Linked DNA regions of Mus musculus: all the other regions are linked to region 4. A link is a loop called in an ENCODE intact Hi-C map of the cell type or tissue named here. Cell type or tissue: heart. All regions are shown on one strand. Region 1 holds the start of Ncdn (neurochondrin). Region 2 holds the start of 5730409E04Rik (RIKEN cDNA 5730409E04Rik gene). Region 3 overlaps Ncdn (neurochondrin). Region 4 holds the start of Psmb2 (proteasome (prosome, macropain) subunit, beta type 2). Region 5 has its middle 8.9 kb from the start of 5730409E04Rik.

The links. Hi-C counts contacts between places; a loop is a spot of excess contacts. Peaks named below come from ENCODE experiments on the same cell type or tissue, not always from the same donor. Only the 100,000 strongest peaks of a DNase experiment are listed, where the experiment ranks them.
Region 1: it touches region 4 in a loop (3-fold over the local background); 6 of 42 quality-filtered maps call a loop at or near these places.
Region 2: it touches region 4 in a loop (1.9-fold over the local background); 10 of 42 quality-filtered maps call a loop at or near these places.
Region 3: a loop joins it to region 4, with 2.0 times the contacts of the local background. A loop is called at or near these places in 7 of 42 quality-filtered maps.
Region 5: a loop joins it to region 4, with 4 times the contacts of the local background. A loop is called at or near these places in 8 of 42 quality-filtered maps.

The regions. Positions count from the first base shown.
Region 1 is chr4:126,751,155-126,756,154 of GRCm38, reverse strand. Ncdn (neurochondrin) reads left to right here and starts at 2,726. Exons shown (of 7, transcript NM_011986.4): 1 at 2,726-3,184; 2 at 4,074-4,214. The coding sequence starts at 3,152. It overlaps AU040320 (expressed sequence AU040320), which reads right to left and starts at 2,385. Exons shown (of 21, transcript NM_133886.2): 1 at 2,160-2,385. In heart, a CTCF peak has its summit at 2,168; DNase peaks (open chromatin) are centred at 2,664, 3,674 and 4,074; H3K4me3 peaks cover 3,230 bases; H3K27ac peaks cover 3,037 bases.
Region 2 is chr4:126,606,965-126,611,964 of GRCm38, reverse strand. 5730409E04Rik (RIKEN cDNA 5730409E04Rik gene) reads right to left here and starts at 2,111. Exons shown (of 2, transcript NM_001145950.1): 1 at 1,953-2,111; 2 at 1-289. The coding sequence starts at 284. In heart, no CTCF peak of the experiment used is centred here; a DNase peak (open chromatin) is centred at 2,154; H3K4me3 peaks cover 1,284 bases; H3K27ac peaks cover 969 bases.
Region 3 is chr4:126,739,503-126,744,502 of GRCm38, reverse strand. Ncdn (neurochondrin) reads left to right here. Exons shown (of 7, transcript NM_011986.4): 7 at 1-753. Among named protein-coding and RNA genes, the nearest start is that of Tfap2e, 5.7 kb to the right of the region's middle. In heart, CTCF peaks have their summits at 2,876 and 3,889 (motif pointing right); a DNase peak (open chromatin) is centred at 2,872; H3K4me3 peaks cover 299 bases; H3K27me3 peaks cover 868 bases.
Region 4 is chr4:126,674,705-126,679,704 of GRCm38, reverse strand. It overlaps Psmb2 (proteasome (prosome, macropain) subunit, beta type 2), which reads right to left and starts at 2,062. Exons shown (of 6, transcript NM_011970.4): 1 at 1,860-2,062. The coding sequence starts at 1,950. In heart, no CTCF peak of the experiment used is centred here; a DNase peak (open chromatin) is centred at 2,084; H3K4me3 peaks cover 1,933 bases; H3K27ac peaks cover 1,267 bases.
Region 5 is chr4:126,598,455-126,603,454 of GRCm38, reverse strand. No RefSeq gene overlaps it. Among named protein-coding and RNA genes, the nearest start is that of 5730409E04Rik, 8.9 kb to the left of the region's middle. In heart, a CTCF peak has its summit at 2,887 (motif pointing left); no DNase peak of the experiment used is centred here; H3K4me3 peaks cover 604 bases; H3K27me3 peaks cover 965 bases.

The DNA of each region.
Region 1 (5,000 bases), 76 kb before region 4:
TGACTAGGCATGGTATCTCGTACCTGAAGTCCTAGCTACTTGGAAGGCTAAGGTAGAACTGTTTAAATCCAGGACTTCAAGGTCAGCCTAGAGAATATAATGAGACACTGTCTCAAAAAAAAAAAAAAAAAAATCTTGTGCTGGCAGTGGTGATGCATAACTCTAACCCCAGCACTGGGGAGGCAGAGACAGGCAGATCTCTGTGAGTTCAAGGCCCGCCTGGTCTACAGTTTCAGAACAGCTGGGGCTACAGAAAAACCCTGCCTCCAAACAAACACAATTAGAAATCTTCTGATGAAAGAAATGATAAATACGAAGCTGTCACCCACAGCTGGTAAATAGCACAGACTGGCAACCCTAACCCTCACTTCCAGCCAGCATACAAAAAGACCAGCATTGTCTGGAATGGATTTCAATGCCAATGCCAAGAAATGAAGAGGCAAACATAAAACTCCAAATTGAGGTAATGCCTTTCTCTGAGCCATAGGCACCGAATGGACTCTTATCTCTCTCACTCTCTTCTACCCTTTCCTAGTCTAGTTTTCCCGTAATTGTACATTAGGGCACATGGGTCAGAAAAGAGGTGTGTAGGCCACAAACACATTGAAAAGATCATGAGGTGTAGCCTAAGAAGCTATACTCGGAAACTTCGCTAGCCTCCCAGGATGGAGCTGAGAGAGTGTATGTGTGTGTGTTCGTGAGTGTGTTCTCGTTTCTGCCTACCACAAAAGGATTTAAAACTAAAGGTGACTCAACACCTGTCATCAATATCTTGGCACGTGGGTGGGAAAAGCAAAAAAGAAAGGAGAAGGCTTTGAAAACAGGAGTAATAAATACCATTGGACTAGCAAACTGGTTACAAGTGCATGGGAGAGGCAGAGCTAATCTCATTTGCACTCCTAGCCATTTACTCGGCTCAAACCTACAATTGCCTATGGGCACAAATCACTGCTAGGGTCCAGTTAAAGGCTTGCTGACCAGAGGCAGGAACGACAAAACACTGCTAAGACCCAAAATGTTTGTTATCAAATCAAAGGGTAGCAACCCAGGGAGAGAACACACACACCCCCACAATACTCGACAAATGAAAATCTAGAAAAGCTCCCGGTAGTTCTGGCATTTAGGGCGTTACAAGTACACCCGAAATAAAAGCACGCTGTTGCAGCAGCTGTTCAGATACAGCAGGGGGTAATGTTTACTTAATACTTCAGGTTGATGGGGAATGTATCATAGTTCAGTCTGTCAGCTACATACGTGGAACTCCATTTATATACACAGCGATAAGATATGTTTGAATAACGACAGAGCCGGTCTATTCAACGGGTGTGAGTAATCAAGAATAAAGCTTTAAGAAAGAAAGAAAGAAAGAAAGAAAGAAAAAAGTCCTAGATGTTTGAGAAAGTTACAGAACAGACTGCATGAATAGCTTTGCTTATATTTGCAAACACTGTTTTCCAAATAGCTGGAAAAATGAACAGATTGTTCTAGGAGGTCGTCTTTCCAATTTGTTCCTAGTTTCCAGTCTGTTAATCACAAGATAGCACAAGGAGAGTCAGCTAAGGAGCTTTAACAGCTTCTATTGTCAGTTGGGCACAACCACCGTGAGATGAGACCAGGCAAAGCATTCCTGGAACCCCGCCTGAGGTCTTCTACTTTGACTTCCTTCAGTTCGCTTTTTGTGCTCACTGCAGCCACCGCAGGACCCTCTAAGGGGCATAATTGTCAAAATTCTCAAGGAGGAAGGTTTTCGCCAACGAGCCCAGCCCCGCCCCCTTTATTCTGTATCAACTTTTTTTTTTCCCTTTTCTTTTCTTTTAATCTCGATGGGAAGATCATCAAACACCAGAGACAGCAACTCGGGACGAGGCTGCAGAGGTCGAGAGTATCATAAGGACCGCAGTGCCTCAGCCTGGTCTGCCCATATGTCAGGGAATAGAGGGAGCTGCCTGACCAGGCCTGAGTCCCAAAGCGGAGGGGTTCAGATTGGGACTCTGGCACCTGCAAGGCTAGAAGCAGCAGATTTGTCCTGTCCCAGCCAGGAGCGCCATCTCCGGGTCCCAACGCCGGACCAGCGTACCCGAGGCATCGCCCGTCCCGCCTCTGCCCCTCCCCTGAGCTCCTGGTCCTCGGCCTGGCAGTCAGCCGCCCCGGCCACCTACCGGGGCTCAGGGCCACATAGAGGGGTGCCGGCTCTCGGCGGCCTCCGCCTCCTCCCGATCCATGGGCTCGGGGACCCCCAACCTTCTCTCCCCTCACGCAGAGGAGGAAGAAGGAAGTGCTGGCTCCCCACCCGGACAGCTCCCTCTTGCCTCAGCCTCCCTGGACAGCGACCGCGGCCGGAAACGCCGCCTCCTTCCCACCTCCCGGGGCTCAACCCGGAAACATACTCTTCACGCTGAGCCAGTCCTCCTGCCCCCACCCTCCGGAAGCGCAATTCCAGCCGCGAGCCCAAAAGTGGGAGGAGGGGCGGCGCTGAGGGGAGAGCTACGCACAAGCGAGGACGTCCGGGCCCTCAGCCTTTGGCCGCGAGCCCTTGCGGGGCGGCCCGCACCTTTCCTCCTTAGCTCGAGCACTCAGGCCCCAGACTCGGGCAATTGCCCACAAGCAAGATGGCCGCACCGGAGGCGCCCCCCTACTGCTTAGCGCCCTGCTGTGCCATTGGTCAGAGTGCGGAGTGAGCCCAGCGCCGATTGGTCGAGAGCGATGCGGGGGTGGGGGTGGAGCTGTAGCAGCCTGGAGCCAAGAGTGGGCAACGCGGCGTGAGCAGCAGCCCCAGGCTCCCGGAGCATCGCGCCCGGAGAAAGACTTCGCCGCTCGGGGCCGCAGCCTGGTGAGCTCAGCCCCCTTCAAGCCCTCCCCTGCATCTCAGCCGGAGCCTCTCCGAACCGGCGCTGATCGATGCCGAGACTCCCCAGGGACCCTATCGCGACTCCATCGTGCCATATCTCGACATCACCGTACCCTGTCGAGACTCCATTTTGTCACAACCCCTTTCAGTATTTATCTATCTACCTATATATTTTTTTAAATTTGCCCTATCATATTTGGGGGCTGTCCCCTTCATGTCGTGATTTCGCTGTGATCTCTCCGTGACATCACCGCGCCATCGTGAAGTGTGATCTCATCGCTGCCCTGTCGTTCGACTTCATCAATGTCGTGTTGTGACCTGGCTGCGGCGGGACAGGTGGTGACCGCCAGGATCCCTTCTCCCCTTCTCATCTCTCCATCACTGCAGCCCCGCTTCGATTATCCGGCTTTTGGATTCTGTTATCCTGAGAGCCACCCGACCCCTCTTTCCTTCTCCAGCCAGTGCCGGCACCCACAGGCTGTTAGCGGGACGGACAGGGAGAGTACAGGGAGCACAAGGGGTTAATGTTGCTGCTGCTGCAGCAGCAGCTGCAGCTCCTGCTCTTGCAGCCTCTGCAGCCTCTGCAGCCTCTGCCCGAGGGAGGGAAAGAAGAGAAGGCAAGGAGGCTGCGGGGGCGATTAAGAGCCCTGGCTGGAGGGGTGGGTCCACAGGGGAGTCTTCAAAGCCTTCTCTGGAGAGCTTGCCTTCTCACTCCTGCTGAAGCCAGTCTACTTTCTCTGAAGAAGGGAGGGGAAAGGAACCCTAGAATGTCCTTTTCTTCCTTGTCGGCGTGAGTCCGGATAATCGAACTTGACCCGTGTCTGTCTGCATTCCTCCCTGTCTGTCCTCACCGCTCACTCCTCGTGTGCCTCCTGGAGAGAGATAAAACCCGGTGTCTGGTGCCAGGGGCTGCTGAGCAGTTGGGCCAGCTCCTTCCCACTTCTAGACTGGTGAGGAAAGCTGTCCAGCTGAGCAGCGGCATGCATGGTCCTCATATCCCACTTTTCTGGAGGTGACCTTGGACCAGGGTCCCTTCTTCATCCTAAAGAATTTGTAGGTCCAGCCTCTTAAAGGGGCTCCCCCAAGGGAGGTCAGTCATGAGGAAGCCACCCTTCCAAATCCACCCCCCCTCCCTCTGTGCTAATCCCTCCCTACATCCTCCACTTCCACCCCCGCCCCCGCCCCTCCTCTGCAGAGGGATGCTCAGTCCCTCTTGTGTTCACAGTTGGGCAAGGCGGGCATCATGGCCTCGGATTGTGAGCCAGCTCTGAACCAGGCAGAGAGCCGAAACCCCACCCTGGAGCGCTACCTGGGAGCCCTCCGTGAGGCCAAGAATGACAGCGAGCAGTTTGCAGCCCTGCTGCTAGTAAGGACCTGGAAGGTGGGAGGGCTGGTCAGGAGGGCCCCCAAAGAATGGGGTCAGCAAGTCTCCAGGGGTATCTAAGTGGTATTGGCAACCCGGAGGTACCAAAAAAGGCCTGAGACCTCTACCTTTGTACTCTGTTCTCTTGAGAATGGGGGAAGGGGAGAAGAGGGGTGAATAAGACTGTGGCATGGGACCACGGAGGAGGCTGCCTGGATTTGCTTTTTGGGGCGTCCCGGAGCAGATGGGAGCTGACTCATAGGGTAACAGCAGCAGGTTGTAACTAGTGCAGAGTACTTGTGGGCCGGGGTAGCTTTTCCTCGACCTGAGAGAGTAACAGGATGGGGAGTAACTAGCAAGAGGTTCTGAGAGATGACCAGAGTGATGATCAGTATGTCAAAAGTAAAGGGTCTTAGTCTGCTAGAGGAACCCAAGCTGGGGACAGCAAAGCAGGAGCTGCAGTGCTTGGGGTGGGAGGGGGGGGATGAGTTGGTGTGTGGGGGGTGAAGGGAGGAGGGAGTGCAGCAGTTGCTTGTTTGCCATGGCAACAGGGAGAAGGCTCTGGAGTCAAGGGCTCACACTGCAGCAGAGGAGGTGTTTAGGCGAAACGTAAGGGGAAATGTTTTGACATGCGGAGCAACGAGACACAGGAGCCATTTCCCGTGAGAAGGTGTCGGAAATGGATCAGAGACTTCTCTGGAGAGAAGTCCTTAGGGAAGGACCCTGAATCCTTAGAGGATTTGAGTTCTGAAGCCCCTTGCCTCCCAGGTCTTAGGCATATGGATTAAT
Region 2 (5,000 bases), 68 kb after region 4:
TCAGCACCAGGGATCTCCGCACCCTCCGGGGGACTGCGGACTCCGGCCTCAGGGAGCCTGGTGGCTTGGAAGACCTGGTTATCAGAGGGTGACTCAGAGGAGCTCCTTATCAGAATAGGATCCACTTTGCCTGGCACACCATGCCAGTTCTTATTGGCATCCTTAGCACTCTCCACAAAGTTGGAGTTATTGTCTGGTTGGAGGTCTGGTTGGCATACTCCAGGAGGCAGGCTCCCTGGGTACTGGGCCCCCTCTGCTAGTCCTGGCTGGATGGCAGCGAACATCTGGACTGGGAAGGAGAAGGAGAATGAGACAGAGCAGGACAGGATAGAATGGCAACCTAGAGCCCAAGAACCTTGCAATGGTGTCCCTCCCTTCTCTCTGATTATTTGGTCTGTCTCCCTCCCAGGGTTTTCCCTCTAAGGCTCACCATCTCTTCACTCTACAAACTTCTCCCAAGGTCACTTCATCCTGTTATAGCTTCAAGAACCATCCTGTGTAGGTGACTCTCAGATCTGTGTCCAGCCCAGATTCAACCCCTACTCAACCCTATGACCTACCACCAGTTCTTCAGATCTACACATCCTGACAGCTCTCCTTCCAGGGTCCTTGGGCAGGACAGCTCTGCCATCTGAAGACAAGTCTATCTAGCCATGCCTAGGAGCACCCTGGATTACTGACCCTCCTCCCATGCCCACCTCACTGTCCACATTTTGACAAACTCTCCTTTGGCCCTGGTCATTTTGACCTGGGTGATTGCCACAGCCTTTCCACTGACCCTCGTTCAATTAAAAATATAAATTTAGGAGCTGGAGATATGGCTCAGCAGTTAAGAGCACTGGTTGCTCTTCCAGAGGACCCATGTTCCCAAGTCAGATGGTTTACAACTGTAGGCATCGCTGGCTTCACACCAGCCCCCACCCCCCAGCCTCTCTGTTCACCCACATGCATGCATGCATACATACACATGCACACACACAGATATGCTAATATTTTTTTTTAAAAAAGATGTCCTGTTAAATAACAAATAATACTTGTAAAAGGAACATATGTCTACATCTATACAGATGTATAGATATAGACAGGTATATTTCATAAGTCCACAGAAAACCACAAACATTTCCATGATGTCTCATAACAGTAGCAAAATTACAGTTATGAAATAGGAACAAAAGCTAAGTGGTGGCGGCGCACGCCTTTAATCTCAGCGCTTGGGAGGCAGAGGCAGGCGGATCTCATGAGATTGAGACCACCCTGGTCTACAGAGCGAGTTCCAGGATAGCAAGAGCTACACAGAGAAACCCTGTCTGGAAAACTCAGAAATCCACCTGCTTCTGCCTTCCGAGTGCTGGGATCAAAGGCGTGCGCCACCATGCCCGGCTACTGACCACATTTGTATGACTTGAAGAACTGAGGCCTCGTGAGTGAGACATACTATTAAGTCAATCAAGCAGCTACTAAGAAGGTTCCCCTATAGGGTGGCAGCGACCCTCCCCACACCCAGCAATGGGCAGAAGTCATGAAGAGAGACTGAGGTTGGGACAGATGTTTCACTCCTTTGGCTTGTGAGAAAAGGCCTGAAGACACCACCACCACCACCACCACCACCACCACCACCACCACCACCACCACCACCACCACCACCCCACCCCTCCAACTCTCTTTCCCTCTCCCTCTCTTAAAATTTGTCCTAAATCTGGCCACAAAGGAAGCTGGGGTGGGGCGGGGCTAAGGATCCAGGTTCAAAAAGTCAGTGAAATGAGTGCAGACATCCTAAGATCAGGATTTTCCCAAGTTAACCCACAGTATGGGGGCATGGGAGCGGCTGTAGCACGGGGATTGGCGGACTTGGCAGTGGTCCGAGCTCTGCGACCCTAATCTCTGCAGAGGCAGCTCCCTAACCCGCTTTCCGGCGGCTGGGCCCCAAGCCCTCCATCAGGGCCCGGACTCACGGCCTAGAGGCGCCCGCTCCTGCGGGGCTTGCTACGGTCCCTCGGGTCCTGCTCGCTGCAGGGTGGGGGATTCCTGGACCTGCGCGTGCACGCGTGGTGACGCGGCTGCTTGGTCCAGGCACAGCGGCCCTAGCCCCAGCCCGGGCTGCGGAGTCCAGCAGCGTCTGCGCGGCTGGGCGGAGCGGTCTGACCCACGTGGGCCGGTTCGGTTCTCCGCGCAGGAACTGCCTCCTCCCGCAGCTTGACCCGAGAGCCTTGTAGGTCCGGTGTCATCTCCTAACCACCCTGGCGAGGCGCCACGGATCCATTGGTTCTCCTTGCTGCAGACATGGCGACGAAATGCCTCCTTCCTGGGTTTCCCAGGGGCTCGGCAATTGGCGAGGCCGTGGTGCGGGTCTGGACCCGCTGTGGTCCTTTCTGTGCTCCAGCTCGGCACCTTTTCTGCCGAGAATTTTCAGTTCATCCCCACTTACTCTATTTTAGGATCTTTGAGCACCTTTCTGGCTTCTAGATCTGTTTTTTACTTATTATTTATTTATTATATGTAAGTACACTGTAGCTGTCTTCAGACACTCCAGAAGAGGACATCAGATCTCATTACGGGTGGTTGTGAGCCACCATGTGGTTGCTGGGATTTGAACTTTGGACCTTCGGAAGAGCAGTCGGGTGCTCTTACCCACTGAGCCATCTCACCAGCCCCTAGATCTGTTTTTTAAAAAGACCCCTTCACTGTACTGTACCTATTTGATTAAATGCTATGAGGATTTTATTGTTTGTTGTTTTGAAACAGAGACTCATTATGTAGCCCTGGCTACCCTGGAAAGCACTATGTAGACCAGGCTGGTTTCCAGTTGCACAGGGAGATCTGCCTGCTTCTGCCTCCCAAGTGCTGGGATTAAAGGCATGTCCCATCACCACCAGCCAGCTTTCTTTAAGATTTTATTTTTTATTTATGTATATGTGTTTCTCCCTCTCCTCCCCCCCCCCCATTTCTCTCTCTGTGTATATAACTAAGAAGGAGCCCCATTCCAGGTAAGTCACAGTTCAAACTATGGCTGCAGCAATCATATTTCCTGTCAAGTGGAAGAAGCCAAGTCTATGTACTAGGAGAAAAAATGATACTGACACACAGGAGCTCAAAGACAAATGGCTGACTAACATCCCAGCTTCTGCTTCCTGGGTTTCTAGTTTTGATGCCTTCCCATGAAGTTCATATCTTGCCATACCCAACCTGAGTGGAATTTATCTCACTGATAATCAAAAGATTCTTGAATTAATACACTAACACAATGAGGTACCCCTGGATTCTGATCATTCACTGCTACTGTGTAGCTGTTTGCTGTAAACTGAAGAGGGGGGCAGACGTGAGATTCGGAAGATTCTAGAAGGCCCTCTTCAAGGTAGTGGGTGATGTAAGGGGTTGCTGGGACAACAGAGACTCTTCAGTGACACTGCCTGCTAGTTGTGTTGGGAGCTCCAGGGATGCAGATTTTCTGAGTGGCCACCCAGCTGGACTCAGGTGCCTTTGACCTAGCTGCCGTTGAGCTAGCGATGGCACTGTGAGTGAGCCCCAACCCTTAAGCAACCCCGGTCAACTCATTGGTTCACCAAGCTAGACTTTGATGGGACTGCTCCCTGAGTCTAGCATCACTGACCTCTCTAGTGGGAGTGGTATCTGTTCATGTCAACCCAGAAGGGGACTTGCCTAACCCTCGGTAGGCACTAGCAGTTCATTTGCCCTTGATAGTCTCCATCAAGACGATAGGTCCTGTAGATCCTGATAGATCCGCCATCATGTAGAAGTTGAAAGGGTCTGAAACATAAAGAAACCATCTCTGTGTTCCTGGCTAGAAACATTCTCCCCTAGACACCCAAACTTCCTGACGCAGCAGAACCTAGGATCTCAGAAACAAGAAGCAAATGCGCAAAGTCTTCAACTGCATACGGTACTGAACCCTTCCACTACATACATACATGCATGCATACATACATGCATACATACACATATGTATTTACTGAACCCTTCCACTACATACATACATGCATACATACATACATGCATACATACTCATATGTATTTACTGAACCCTTCTACTACATACATACATGCATACATACACATATGTATTTACTGAACCCTTCCACTACATACATACATGCATACATACATACATGCATACATACTCATATGTATTTACTGAACCCTTCTACTACATACATACATGCATACATACACATATGTATTTACTGAACCCTTCCACTACATACATACATACATGCATACATACACATATGTATTTACTGAACCCTTCCACTACATACATACATGCATACATACACATATGTATTTTCTGAACCCTTCCACTACATACATACATGCATACATACACATATGTATTTTCTGAACCCTTCCACTACATACATACATATATGTATTTTGATTTGGTTTGGTTTTGTTGGGGGGGGGTGCTTCTTTTTTTGAGACCGAGTCTCACTGTTCAACATGGTAAACAGATTTATAGATCCAGGCCAGAGAGCCTTGCTGTTCTGCTGTTCCTGCAGGAGGACAATTGTTTGTTCCCAGTACCCATGAGGCAGCATACAACTGGCTGTAATTCCAGTTCCAGAGGATCAGACCTCGTCTTCTGGCCTCTACATGATCATCATGCAAGCAATCAGTCATACACATAAAATAAAAGTAAATATATCTTTTAAAAAAAAGACTATAGATAGAGAGAGCTGGAGAGCTAGCTCAATAAGAAGAGTAGAAGTAAGCGTACTTGTTGATCTTGCAAAGGACCTGGGTTCATTTCCCAGCACCCACACGGGGGCTCGTGATAGCCATAACTCCTCTTCTAGGGGACCTGACACACTCTTCTGGTCTCCACGGGCAACATATGTGATATACATGCTTACACACAGGCAAATACTCATACTCAAATAAAATTTAAAATTTAAATAAAATTTAAAATTGTGTACCAATTATGATTGTTGGTTTGAAGACTATAGTATACTTTGCATCATAACACCCCAACCTGGTACAGCTCA
Region 3 (5,000 bases), 65 kb before region 4:
GCTGGCAGGCGCTGACTGCCTCAGCCCATGTGCCCTGCCGGCCAGGGCGTGGCCTCCCCAAGGCTGTGGTGCCCCTTCTGGCTCCCCCAGGTCAGGTCCGCGCCCTTTAAATTGGCCGCTTGGCTTTTGCCTTTGGTCCTCTTGGACAGAGAGCAGGCTCAGGCCATTGACATCACAGTTCTTCCTTTTAACTCTAGTGACCCGGGGTCCGAGTTGCCCCTATGCTTCCAGGGCAATTTGGAGCAGACAGACCAGTGGGGGGTGGGGAACCTCCTTCCACCTGCGCTTCCTTGAGGGGACCAGAGAGCCCTTGGTCCCAGGTCTCTTGAGCTTTTGTGTCATGTTGCAGCAGAGTGAAGATGGGGGGTTGGGGGTTATTTATTTTGCTTGTCCTTATCCCTGCTTGGACACCTGAGCATCAGATCCCTGTGCCCCTGGTGCCATCTGGCCTGGCTGGAGCCAGGAACAAGAGGTCACCCCACCCTAGAATCCGCATGGTTTCCCTGTGATTGCACTCCACTGCCACCGTGGTGCCTGGCTTCAGCTCCCCTCCCCCAATCCCTGCTAAGCCTCTACTCTGCAGGGAGACGCGACTGGCGGCTCCAGCAGGAACTACCTTTCTGAACCCGCGGAGACCCGCATAAGCCTGACCCCTTGCTTCCTCCCCGCCCCCCAGTGCGTTCTGTGATCGCCAAGTTCAAAGCTGTGCACATGTGGACACTCAATAAATGTTTATTGGTGATGAGAAGCCTCCTTTGTGGTCTGCCTTGCACCTCCTCTGCCTTAACCTGCTCCTAAATCCTAACATGTTCTCACTCACCTCCCCCAGGGGCTTAGACGAAAGCACAGTAGTTCTAGTTTTACATGCAGGGAGGTTTTACATACACCCTGCCCTAGTACCACAGGTTCATAAACCCAAAATGTTGATGTGGCTGGGCTTGTGGGACACTCAGAAGTACTGTCTTTTCAGCACCTTGTTCCCAGGGTCATTGCTACATCCTCCAATTAAAAAAAAAAAAGTTTGTTATTGGCATATGTGGTTGGGGGTGGGGTACGTGTGCCATAGCGCTCATGGAGGTCAGAAGACAACTTGGAGTTAGTTCTTATCACTGTGGTGGGTTCTGGGGATAGAGCTCAAGTCAGCCTGTTTATTTGGCAAGTACCTTTACCCACTGAGCCAGCTCTCAGGCCAAGTCCCAACTTCTGAAGAGATCAGAAATCCTAAGTTTTATATGGAATCCAGTGACTTAACACTGTTGACCTAACGGAAGGCAGAAGCCAAAGAGTGGCTTTCAGGCTGCCAGCTGCTGACCTGCCTCTCCTGCCAAATGAGAAGAGGAAGGGCCGAGCTGTCAGGTTGGAGGCAGAACAGCTCCACCCCAACCCTGGTTCCCAGGCTGTTCTGCCTGCAGGCTCCACCTAGGCCCCCAAGCCTGTAATCATCTACTGAATGCATCCTGTTGCTTACCCTCTGCTGCCTATGCAAGGCAAGGATATTCACTTGAAAACAATTCTCAGGTAAACCTGAGAAGACAGACTAACCTGTACCAAGTGGCTTAATACCCAGAAGGCAATGCAACTTTAAGCAGTGACTTCTATGGAGGTCAAAACAAAATGGGCCTGGAATCTCAAGCTCCCCAGCGCCTTGACCAAGTTCGGAGAAGTAAACAGGCTCTGGGACCTGAGGGTCAGAAGGGGCTTACCAGGTAGACAAGCAGGAGAAGGCTGTAAAGACATGCCATTCCTGTACCATGGCCCAGTGGGAAGAAGTGTCGGGTGAGGGCGGGCCAGATCATAATGTGAATACTTATTATGATTTTTTTTTTTTGAGATAAGCTTTCTCTGTGTAGCCTTGGTATCCTGGAACTTGTTCTGTAGAGCAGGCTGGCCTCAAAATCCAAGAGATCTGCCTGGCTCTGCCTCCTGAGTGCTGGGTGTACCCAGCATTTTAAATATGCGATCATGCCAAAAAAGGACCAGACAGCAGATTTTGGAGCAGATTAAATGGAATCTAGTTTGCATTTTAGAAAGATGGCTGACTGCGAAAGGAACGTCTGGAGTCCGCTGAGTGTGATGTTATGTCGATTGTAACTCAGCACTCTGGAGGCTAGAACAGGAAGGAGGTTTGGGGGCCAACTTGGGCTATGTAGCAAATGCAGGGAGACTGGGTGGGGAGGCAAGCAAAGAAGGGAGACTACTAAGGCAGGGGAGGGAGGGCTCAGACCGAGGGGAAGACATTAGAACTAAGTCAGTGATGATGAGAAGAACAAGGATGTATAGGAAGGAGTTAGGAAACGGGACTCAGCAATTAGTAATACCTGAAAAGGAGTGAAGAATGGGGAGCCAGCGATACCCCGGGTTACTGACTGTGACCGCTGTGTGGATAGTAGGACCACTCTGTCATGGCAAACATTGGGGGGGAAACGGATTTATGAAGGAATTGGTTTGGTGAATGGTTTGTGTTATTTATGGAACATTGGAGGAGTGAGTCCCTCCCCTAGCCTAGAGCACGGGAAGATAACAGGTTTGGGAGCTGTCAAATATTCTTTAGAACCAAGGGAGAGGCAGATTTGGGAGCTGTCAAGTGTTCTTTGGAATCATGGGAGTAACGGGTAGTCTGGGGAAGTGAGGGAAAGGCCACAAAGCAAATGATTACTGTCCACGGTCCTTGCGGTTGAGTTGCTCTCCTGCATGCCAAGGCCAGCGAAGCTTGAGAACAGAAGGCAGACTGAAACCTGCCTTCTCCTGAGGCTCCGTGAGAGGGTTCCAGACTCCAGAGTGAGCAAGGGGCTAAGCGGAAGCTTGCAAGGCAGGGCTGGCTCTGTCTGGGTGCCTCCACTGAGACAGGCAGGGGAGTGTTGAGCTGCAGTGGTAAGCTCCGGCCACTAGATGGGGCGTCAGTATCTTTTGCGAGATTTCATCTCAAACATTTGCAGACAGACCTGTTAGGAAGAGGAATCCGGCTCTGTCAACAAAGGAGGACAAAAAAGTTTGGGGTTTGTTTGTTTGTTTTGTTTCGTTTCGTTTCGTTTTGTTTTGTTTTAAAGAGGAGAAAACGTGAGCCTTGGAAGAGAATAAGCCAAGAATGTCAACTGAGAGTCCATGTGTATTTGAGCATGCATACCGATGTGTATATATGTCTTATCAGTGTATCTGTGCCTGTTGTGGTCTCCGTTTTCCCAGGGGTATCTCTCTGCCTTCCTCATGCCTTCATCCAGGTGTCTGTATCTAAAAAAAAAAAATAAAATAAAACCATAAGAAATCATCACCTGCATGCTTACAATGTGAAGAACCCTTGCCCCTGAAACAGAAGGGCCCAGTCTGAAACCCTGGTATTCCACAGCTCTGCTGGTCTCCAGAGAAGTAGCTCATGAAGCACATGTCCCTCCTAGAAGAAATAAGCACAGTTGCTCGTTTGTGCTCACTTATAACTGGGCCTTATGTGTAGCTATGCTAGGTCAAGGTCACATAAGAGCCCTTCCAAAGAGTCCCCTAACAGATTTGGAAAACTGTAATTATCTTTTTGGTTACTTATTTATTTAGTAGCTATTTGTTGGCTGCTTGACCCACTCCAAGCAAAGTACTAAATAGACTTTTGACTTTTTTTTTTTTAGATTTATTTATTTATTATATGTAAGTACACTGTAGCTGTCTTCAGACACTTAAGAGGGCGTCAGATCTCATTATGGATGGTTGTGAGCCACCATGTGGTTGCTGGGATTTGAACTCCGGACCTTTGGAAGAGCAGTCGGGTGCTCTTACCCACTGAGCCATCTCACCAGCCCGACTTGTGACTTCTTTAGACTTTTTTTTTTTTTTAAAGATTCCTTTATTGTTTTATGTGTGGGGTGTTCTGCCAGCCTGTCTGTGCAGCGCAATGCCTGTGGGGGCCAGAAGAGGGCGTCAGACTCACCAGATCCATCAGAACTGGAATTACAGATAGCCATTCCTGCCATGTGGGTACTGGGGATGAAACCTGACTCCTTTGAAAGAGCAGCCGGTTCTCGTAGCCTCTGAGCCATCTTTTCAGTCACACTCTTCCCCCCCCCCCTCCCCCCCAACTTTAGACTTCTGGTGAAGCGACTCACAGAGCAAGAAAGGAAAAGTAACCAGGAGTCCTGGAGTGCTAGTCAGCTTCATTCCTGGAGTGGGCCAAGGCCATGATCCCGGAGGCATTTTGCATAAGGGGAGGGGCATGGGCCAGGTGAAAGATGCTGAATGAACCAAGGAGCTGGAAGTGGATCACAAGTCTGAGAAACGCATGCCATTGTTAGAGGCTTGTTGCCAGGGCCTATACAGCACAGCCCAGATCACACTGGGAATTGTTAAAACAGATTGCTGGACTCCACTGCAGAGTTGCTGAGTCAGAGGTTCTGAGGTAGAGCCCAAGAACTGGCATTTCTAACAAGTCCCCAAATGTCACTCACTGGCAATGAGGGACTAGGTCTATGAGAAAGAGAGTAAGGAAGCTTCAGGCTCAGAGAAAGGGGGCCACGTGTTCTCTGAGGCACCCGCTCAGTCTCTTCCATGCCGGGTGCTGATTGATTCTAAGTAGAAACACTCAGGCTTTGGTGTGGTGTTTCATGCCTGTGATCCCAGCACTTTTGCAGCGGAAGCAGAAAGTTCATGAGTTCTAGGCTAGCCTGAGCGACATAGTGACACCCTATTTCATAAGCAAAAACAAACACAATCACAAACAAAGAAAATTGGCAAGGTTTAAAGTTGAAGCATGGGGTATCATTTATGGTGCTACAGAATTCAGGAGGATAAGCAGGTAAGGATTGGGATGGCAGGAAAGATGTGAGTTCAGTTTCTCTTGCAAACTTTGAATAGCTTCAGGAGATGTCTGCGGGAAGCGGGTGCGCCCGCCCGGCAGGCCCGTGAAACCCACTCGGTTACTGCCTTGCCCGAGCATGCGCAGTGAGGCTGCATGCGTGGGCTGCAAACTTTGAATAGCTGCAGGAGATGTCCTAAGGCAGAGGCTTTCAACCTTCCAGGTA
Region 4 (5,000 bases):
TCTAGTTTGTGTTACAGTTATTTTAACACACATCTGACTTTTACTGAATTACTAACATTGTGTGTGTGTGTGTGTGTGTGTGTGTGTGTGTGTGTGTGTGTCACACATAAGTGTATGGGTGTACCTGTCTCACCCGGGACAGAGAAGGACATCAGGCCATCCCTCACCTTATTCTCACGCAGCAGAGGCTCACCCTTTGGGCCTGACTGACTGACTGACTGGTCAGTGAGCTCCCAGGATCTGTGTTTCCTGCTCCCAAGTAGGGACACAGCCATGCCTGTTTGATCTTTTTTCTTTTAAGTGAGTACTTGGAATTTAAATTCTTCATGCTTACACAGCAAGCACACTGACCTACTCAACTATCTTCCCAACTACATAGTATTCTTTTTTTTCTTCCTCTTTTCAGTCCCTAGCACTGTAAAGAACACAGAGAGGCATGAAACTTGTCAAATGAACTTTTAATCCACTGAACAAAAGCTAGATATCTTTCAAACAGTAACATGCCTATGATCAGTCATGAAAACACTCAAGATTCTGTGGGTCAGTTGTCACTATAAAGGTAGTGAAGTTGTTAAGGGTAAAAGAGATCATTTTGCATAATGTCTACTAACTTGTTTTTGGAGTGCTGAGGCTGGGGCCTTGTATATGGTCGAAACATATGTTGCCACTGAATTGTAGACTCAGTCCCAAATTACACAGATTTGAACCTAGGTTCTACCACCTGTAAGCTTAGAAACTTTTTCTTTGATAATTTTAAAATTTTTATTTATTTATTTAGAGACTCTCTCTCTTGTTCTGCACAGGTGCACATTGCCACAGAACAGGTGCACAGGTCAGAGGACAACCTGCAGGATGTTGGGGTGGGGTCTCTTCCTCTGCCATCTGGGTTCTGGGACCAAACTCCGGTTGTGAAGCCTGGGCAAAAGCATCTTTACTACTGAGTTATTTCAACATCTCCTTAAGAAAGTTTTGTACATATACACACATATACACACACACACATACATATATACACATACATAGATATGTATACGCACACATATATGTACACACACACACATATATATGCATGTGTGTTATATATAATATATACTATATCTATACATCTTAGTTATACATATTCTGTCTCCAAAACTAACTGCAAGAAGGGCACATAGTAGAGCCAAACTTTTAACAAATTAAAATGTTAACGATGGACACACCTGATACATATATGCTTCAGTTTGTTAAGTGTTTGTCCAATGCTAACTCCTTCACTCAATCCTCTCAACAAGTTTTGAGTTGGTTATTAGTAATTTGAGAGATAAGAAAATCTGGGCACGGGAAAAAAAATAACGTACAAAACTCACAGAGCAAATAAAGAGAGGCCATCTCTGCTGCATTCCACTATTTAACGACAAGTAAAATCTAGCAGCCAGGGAAAGGCGGAAGAGGCTCTGAGGTGAGCCACTGAAGACAGCGGAAGCAGAGTGGAAATGCCAAACTCTGGGGAGTCTCACTCTCCCCAAGATCCCACCTTAGGGCACCCACAAATTATAACTTCTATCTGGGGCGACTGAAACTTGCCAGAAATTCAGAAATTGGAGGCGCCGGGCACACACTTGAGCTCTCATAAACTTAATTCCCTCACGCTGAGCAACTCTCACCTAGCAAGCCTCATCTGACCCAGAATCCCAAACTAGAGCCCTAAGCTTGTCTGCCGGCTCCCCCGGCTTCTCAATCCTGCAGTGCCAGCAGGGCAGAGCACACTGGGCTCCATCTTCCAAGCTGCCCAGAGGGAGGCCCACGGTCCCCTTCACCAACTCCCGCCGACTGCCCCTCCAGCCAGGCCCGCCGGGCCTCCCCCTGCTTCCTCTCACCGTCCTTCATCTGGACAATATTGCTGGCGGCCACTCGGTCGGAAGCGACGAGGACATAGTCTGGGCCCTGGATGCCAATGAGGTACTCCATGGTGCCGGGAAGCGGGAGGCTGCAGAGGCCACGGACAGGGACACTTCCCGGGTACACGACCTCACCAGTGAGACAGCACACCCGGACTGAGCTGGGGGTGACGCAAGACGCGCGACGGCCCAGTCACTGGCGCGGCCCAATGACGTCACCTCTCGCGAGAGAGCAGGCGGGAGCTTGGGTGCTTTTCCGCGCTGAGATTGCGGAGTGGGCTGGTCTAGAGGTGTGGTTTGGAAACGTAGCTGTGGGTGATGGGGCGTTGCGTTTCCTTATCTACCAAGTCGAATTTTAGAGTTTGCACGCAAATCAAGCCGTACCCTGTGTAAGAAGTACCAGCACGTGTGGGTGCTACAGAGGAGAGGAGGTCTTCAGCTTTCTGGTTTTCATTTCCTTGCTCGTTAAACAAACGGGAAAATTTTCCCTGCAAGCCAGATTGAAGAACAATTTCCCCGAGCCATAGAGTTAAGGACCAGGGGAGCAGCCTAGGACAACACATCTCAAAAGCAAAACAAACAAACAAACAAAAAACCTACTTGGCGGTGGTTCCCTCTTGAAATCCTAGTACTGGATAGACAGAGGCAGAAAGCACGTTAGTCAAGCCTGTCCCTCGAACCCACGGTAGAAAGAACAGACTCCCCAAAGTTTTCCTCTGACCATCACACTAGCGCGTTCATCCCCAATACAAATAATTTTTAAAAAAAATTTTAAATTTAAATATTTTACTATACTTCTGTTTCATTACATTTAAAATATTATTTTAAAAATGTATTTATTAATGTAAATGAGCTAAATACCTAATAAAAATGGGAAAAAAAAGTATTTATTTACACTCCAGCCATTGCCCCCCTCCCCAAAGTTCCTCATCCCAACAAATTTTTAAATGTTCACTTTTATTTACTTATTTTTTATATTTTGATTTGTCCCGACAGGATTTCTTGGCTACTCTGAAACTCACTCTTATAGACTAGGCTGACCTCGAACTCAGAGATCCACCTGCCTCTGCTTTCTGAGTGCTGGGATTAATGTATTGTGACACCACCACCCGGCCTTTTTTGAGAGATGGGGTATTACTACTATGTAGCCTTGGTTGTCCTGGAACTAATTTAATTGTGTTGACCAGACTAACTTCAAATTCACAAAAATCTGCCTTCCTCTAACTCATCAGTGCTAGAATTAAATTCCTGATCCACATGCCCTACATGAAATATTTTGGAAAGAGTAAGATAGGAAATTAGGGATGGACTGGAGAGATGGACCCGTGCTTAAGAACACTGGCTGCTCTTCTGGAAGACCTGGAATCAATTTCCAGTACCCATAAGGCAACTGGAAGACAGCTATCAGCAACTCTGGTGTATCTCTGTCCTCTGAAGGCACTTCACACACTTGATGCACACACATACATTCAGGCCAAAACCCCATAACACATAAAGTAAAAATAATTCTTTTAACAATAGAAAGGGTAATAGAGGAGAGACTACAATTAAACTGCATATAGAAATGTCTTAGTGAAACTTGTGACTTTGTACAGTTAATATACTTGTGCCGGCTAGTCCTCTGTCAACTTGACACAGACTAGAGCTATGTGAAATGAGGCAACCCTTAATTGAGAAAATGCCTCCATAAGGTCCAGCTATAAGGCTTTTCTTAATTAGTGATTGACGAGGGAGAACCAACCCATTATGGGTGGTGCTGTCCCTGAGCTGGTGGTCCTGGGTTCTATAAGAAAGCAGGCTGAGCAAGCCATGGGAAGCAAGCCGGTGAGCATCCCCCTCCCCCGTAAGGCCTCTACATCAGCTCCTGCCCCCAGGAGCTTGACCTGTTTGAGTTGCTCTCCTGACTTCCTTCAGTATTGAACAGTGCCATGGAAGTATAAGCTGTTTCCTCCTCAACTTGTCTTTTGGTCATGATAGTTCATCCCAGCAGTAAAACCTGTAACTAGGACCGTACTTTAATAATAAAACCTTTTTGCCAGTCAGTGTGGTGCACACCTTTAATTCCAACAGTCTGAAGGCAGAGGCAGACCGATCTCTGAGTTTGAGGCCAGCCTGGTCTACAGAGCAAGTTCCAGGGCAATCAGGGCTACACAGAAAAACCCTGTCTCAAAAAAAAAAAAAAAACAAAAAAAAAACCACAAAATAGAGTTTATTAAATATACATTATCTTTCGAATGTATCCAAAGGAATGTCTGCACAATAATCAAAACATTTCTGCACAGACTAATGTGTTGCACCACTGCGGTAGTGATGAAAAGAGGACCAACTTCCATGTTTAAGTAGAGATGTTTTACATATGCTGCTAATGGCACACAGTGATACACTACTCATCTATTCCAAAGAATGAGATGGGGCTGAGGTGATGGCACCATCAGTAAAGTGTTTATTTCACAAGCTTGAGGACCTCAGCTCAAAGCTCTGGAACCCACAGGCCTCACACAGTGCTATGTGCCTGTAGCCTCAGTGATGGGGAAATGAGGGGTGCAGGCCAGGGGGTCCCTGGGAACTCATGGGCCAGCCAATCTGGCATGAATGGTGACGTTCAAGGCCTCAAAAGACCCCACTTCAAAACAAAAGAGAAAGTGGAATGTGCCTAAGGACACACATGCACGCACACACACATGCACACACACACACACACACACAAATGAGTTGCCCTATAGCTCAAGATACATTTCACTGAACTGAAAACGAAATTGCTTTCCTCTTTGTAGAGGGATGCCATTTTATTAAAACAGTGAATATTCATCTGTGAGTGGAAAATATTTAGAAACATTTCAAGATCAGTTATACGCAGTTATTATTTAGTGTGTGTGATTTAACGGAATACTTTTCACCCGGCTGTGATGGCACACACCTTTAATCCCAGCACTCGGGAGGCAGAGGCAGGCAGGTCTCTGAGTTCGAGGCCAGCATGGTCTACAGAGTGAGTTCCAAGACTGCCAGGGCAGTCTGAATCCTGGGATGACAGGCACCCTCTACTATGCCCAGTTCACTCTCTATTGTTTCCGTTTTGTTTGAATGTTTTACTATTCTCAAGTGACACTTGAGAATATAATG
Region 5 (5,000 bases), 76 kb after region 4:
CTGCTGGGTTAAAGGCCAAGTGCCATCACACGCAGCCTATCTGAGATCTTCTCTCTTGATTTCTCTACCCCAACGGCTCATGAGAGGACACTGAGGAAGCCTTTATTTTTGTGTCTTGTGGGTTTGTTTTCATTTGTTGTGCTGAGGACTGAACTGGGGGACATCTTAGATGCTAAACCTCTGAGCTACACATCCATACTAAGGGCAGGTGTCATTCATTCACTCATTCATTCTTGTGGGGAAGGAAATGCAGGCACACATGTGCGTGGGACAACTTGCAGGGGAAGCCTGTTCCACCATGGATTCCGGGGAATGAAATTAGGACCTCAGAGTTGTACAGCAAGATTTAAAACAACAACAACCACCACCACCTCCACCACCAAACTATTACTCCATCTTTCCATCCCCAAGGAAGGTTTTTTTTTTTTCCCCTGGGACAGAGTTTCTCTGGGTAGCTTTGGCTGTCCTGGACCCAAAGCCTGCGGATGGTTTTAAAGTTCAGTGGGGCACAGTTTCAAACCCACTACACCACGAGAACCCCAGAAAAATGGATATTCTTTCTATCCCTACTCCCATACCCCAAGAGAAAAGGAACAAGGTTGCTGGAAACCATGGAAACTCTCTGTAACACCTTCAAGTAGTGAATATCTTTTCCCAACACCTTCCAAGAGATCAGAGAAGTCAAATCCACAGCCCGAGGTTGTGGAACAGCCCAGGGCCCACAGCGGGAGTGGCTAGATGAGAAACGGAACAGAAGGAGGAATGAGGGGAGGGGATGCCTGCTCGGTCTTCCTAAGCATACCCCTTCCTAGCAGCTGCTTCTGTAGGCTCCCTAATCCCCTTCCCTCACCTCCCTCACCCTATCCTCTGGCCGCCCACCTCTCCTCCACCCATCCCATTCATCAGTAGGAGAGCACCATATTAGTGCAGCGTTTCAGGGCCTGACAGATCCTTTCTGGGTGCCCCCCACATGTAACCACTTAACCCCTAGCACAAAAGGCCATGGTGAATGGGCTTGAAGCCAGTGGCTCGTGCGGAGGGGGAGGTCTCAATAGGATTTGGGGAGCTGGGTGTATAAAGCGCTCTGCTCCAGCAGCCCTCAATGGAGGAGCTGAAGTTAGGCATGTGCCGAGGGGAGGAGCCCGGCAGCTGCATCCCGCCCCTGAACAATGATTTATTCATTCTCTTGGCACGCTCAGAGAAAACAGGCTCCAGGGAACGCGGCCCCACAAATCGCCCTGGGCCTCAGCTAATTCCCACCACCATCACTGAAGTTCAGAGACCTCACTCCCAACCCCCATAATTCACTGCCTAATGCCTGAGGTTCCTCTTCCCTGTCAGGGAGGCTTCTCGAAGCCCTAGGTGGGGATGGAATGGGTCAGGCAGGTCTCCTCAAGTTCCTTCTGGTGCCCATCTCACAGCCTATAGAGACCCATGTATACTCCCCTCCCTAAAGTAAAGAAATAAAATTGCAAGGCGCGGGGAGGGGGGGGGAGAGGACGGGGGGGGGGAAGGCGGGGCAAAAAAAAAAAAAAAAAAAAAAGCAAGGCGCATAGGGTGGCTTGGTTTAGAACTGCCTGCACAGGGTAGGCCAGAGGAAGAAGCAGGGTGTTGAGTGGCTTAATCTAGATAAACTAATAGGCAGCAGGAAAGCCATAAAGGGTCGCTGGGTAAAGTGCGGGCTGCTAGCCAAAAGTTTTGTTCTTGCTGTCCCCACTCTTCTGCCAACTCACATTCCTGCAGCAGAATCTCTGGAAATGGTGGGGATTGAGAACCATAATAAAAATGGGTAAGGTCGCCGGGCAGTGGTGGCACACGCCTTTAATTCCAGCACTTGGGAGGCAGAGGCAGGCGGATTTCTGAGTTCGAGGACAGCCTGGTCTACGGAGTGGGTTCAAGGACACAGAGAAACCCTGTCTTGGAAAAAAAAAAAAAAAGTAAGCTCTAGGTAGACACGGTCGCCCGGGCTCCACGGAAAGAACCAATCCAATAAATAAATAAATAAATAAATAAATAAAACGTCACGTTTGTATCCCTTTTCATTCCTGAGGAATTCAATCTGTGAGCCCTTGAGGATGCTAGCCTTGGAGGTCATCAGAAAAGATGGGATTTCAGTGTTGGTGATGTTGATGGTCAGACAAGTAGTTTCTTTCTTTTTTTAAAAAAATTATTTTGCCTGCATGTATGTATGTCCCCTCTGTGAGTGCCTGATGTTTGGCTTTATAGTTGAAACCCTATCTCATAATATCAAGTACCCTTTGGTACTTGATATTATGGGTCAAAGGAGGGTTGTGAGCTGCCCTGTGGATGCTGAGAATTGAACCTGGGTCCTCTGTAAGAACATTCAGTGCTCTCAACCACCGAGCCATCTTTCTATCCCCAAGACCGGTAGCTTCAAAAACAAAATTATGACAAGCAAACCTGCCTTCCTGCCTTCATAGCTCATGTCACCAGGGCCAGACATTTAAAAAAATCATAATAAATAAAACTAAAAAAAAAAAAAATCAATAATGTTAGCAGAACAGGAGTGTCAGGTTGATGTGACCATCCTCAGACTGGCCCCTGGGCCTCTGAGCTCCAAGCTTGTAATTACCTTGTCACACAGAAAACAAATCTACTGTGGGCCTTCCCAGTGAGAGGTGGGAGAGCCCAGGCAAGGAGGTCGCCCAGTTGGGAAGGGGAGGAAAAAACAGGAAGACTGATTGATGCTCAGTGCTGGAGGCAAAGAGAGCTTGAAACTGACAAGCTAAAGCCTAGAGAACTCAGAAAGTTTTCTTCCTTCAGAAGGGCCCACACACCAGGGGAGAGGACACAGTGACGAGGATGGGACCCCTTCCTGGAAGCCTCAATGAGGTGATTACTAAGAGGCTGCTGCCCTCTGGTGGGCAAAAAGAGAACCCTCAACGCCACCAACGCTGAAATCATACCTTTTCCAGTGACCTCCAAGGCTAACATCCTCACAGCTTTAATTCCTCAGGAACGAAGGTGATAGATACAGAGTGTAGCACTCACTCGGAATGCTTACTAGGAAGTTCTTTTTGCAATGGCATGGAGTCACCAACCTTTAATCCTAGAACCCAGGAGGTAGAGCTAGGGGGATCTGTAAGACTACGTGGTCTGTGTAGTGAAGCTTGATCTCAAAAACAAACAAACAAAAAAGTGCCCTTGCTCTTTGACTGGGGGTGTACCAGAGCAATGCCTCAGCCCTGCATGGTAGTGCATGGTGCAAAGCTGTAATCCCAGCACTCAGAGAGCAGAGGAAGGAGGATCAAAAGTTTATAGCAAGTTCCAGGCTGGTGGGATGGCTCAGTGGTTAAGAGCGCCACCTGTTCTTCCAAAGGTCCCGAGTTCAAATCCCAGCAACCACATGGTGGCTCACAACCACCTGTAGGGAAATCTGATGCCCTCTTCTGGAGTATCTGAGGATACTACAGTGTACTTAGTTAGTGTTTTTTTTAAAAAAGTTTATAGTAAGTTCCAAGCCAGCCCAGGCAACATGAGACTCTACATCAAGCACACCAACAGGCAACCCCAGTTCCCAGTGAGATATTGGGCTCAGTAGCCGTGAAAACAGGAAAGAAACAGGATCAGGCAAAGGAAGCTGGGTGGTAACTTAAGCCTGTGGCAGTCTCAGGTCCCCATAGGAGCTCAGAGCTTAGAATGGCTCTTCTGAGTTGTCCCTACCTGATCTGAGCGGCCATGCCTTTATACACCCTGTCACCACTGCAAGGTGGTGTGGAAAGAGACCGGACCTTGCAGGGTGCCCTGTGGCTGAGACAAGTCTCAAAGGGTGAACACAGGAAGCTGTCCTCAGAAAGTTCCCAGCAGTAAAGCTTTTAGGGATGGGTTCACCCCACACACCAGAGCTGCTCACCAAACGTGTTAAATCGACCATAGGTTCAGCTTGAGCTACAAGCTCTGGGCTCCAGGCTCAGCGGGACAGTGTATCAGTCCCAGTTACTGGCCTGCTATGCTCTGAGCCTTGGGGACGCTCAGGCGAGCTTAATATTTAGATTGTGAACTCATTCACCCAGCTACCATTCACTGAGATTTCCTGGGCCAGGCCTGGAGGCAGACAATTTCCATTTTTTCTATTTAATCCTCACAACTGTGGAGCGAGCATTAAGTCAGATTATTCAGATGAGATCAAGTTATTAAGTGGCTTTCACAGTCCAATGACACTTTAAAAAATGATACTCACAATGGGACAAGTGTTATTTCTGCTGTCAAGGATTCTTCAGGCCACAAAAGGCCTTGGCTCTGTTCTGCCTGTGTGTGCCCTCTGAATAGGATGGTTTGAGGTTTGCAGTCAGAGCATAGCCTCGGCTGTAGCTAAGAGCTCTGTTCCACAGGCCCTGGCTTCAGCTCTTTCCTAACAGTGCCACTTCCCAAAGGTAAGAGAGCCACAGACTGGCATAAGTCACTGACAGCCAGGAGGAAGCAAGGGTCTGCATTCCAGAAACCCCTCAGCTCCCTGTATCTCTCGCTGATCTCTCTGTTCTGTATAATATGACAAAGACTGGGGAAAGAAAGCCATCAGCTGCTGCTGTGACAGCCCTGACTTGTTTTCATTCTTGGTCAATTAAGCCTTTCCGACCCTGGTAGTGTGCCTTTGTAAATCCAGAACTTGGGAAGCAGAGGCAGGTGTGGGAGTGTGAGGCTAGCCTGGGCTACACAGGAGACCATCTCAAAAAACAAAACCAGAACCTTTCAGCACACCCAGGCATCAACAGCAAGTAGTTTCCTCATTTTAGTTTCAATTAAGACGAGGGGAGGGATATTATAATTTCTTTCTGAAAATGACTGGAGACATTTACTCAATACTTCTCTCCTCCTCACTACACACACACACACACACACACACACACACACACACACACACACACAGAGTCTTCCCTCCTGGGCTCCCAGAACCTAATTTTTCACGTTTAGAAAACCCAGATGATTTTTGCCTGGGTCCATCTGGTTTTCCAAATAACCTGTCTTTTTGATAAATAACG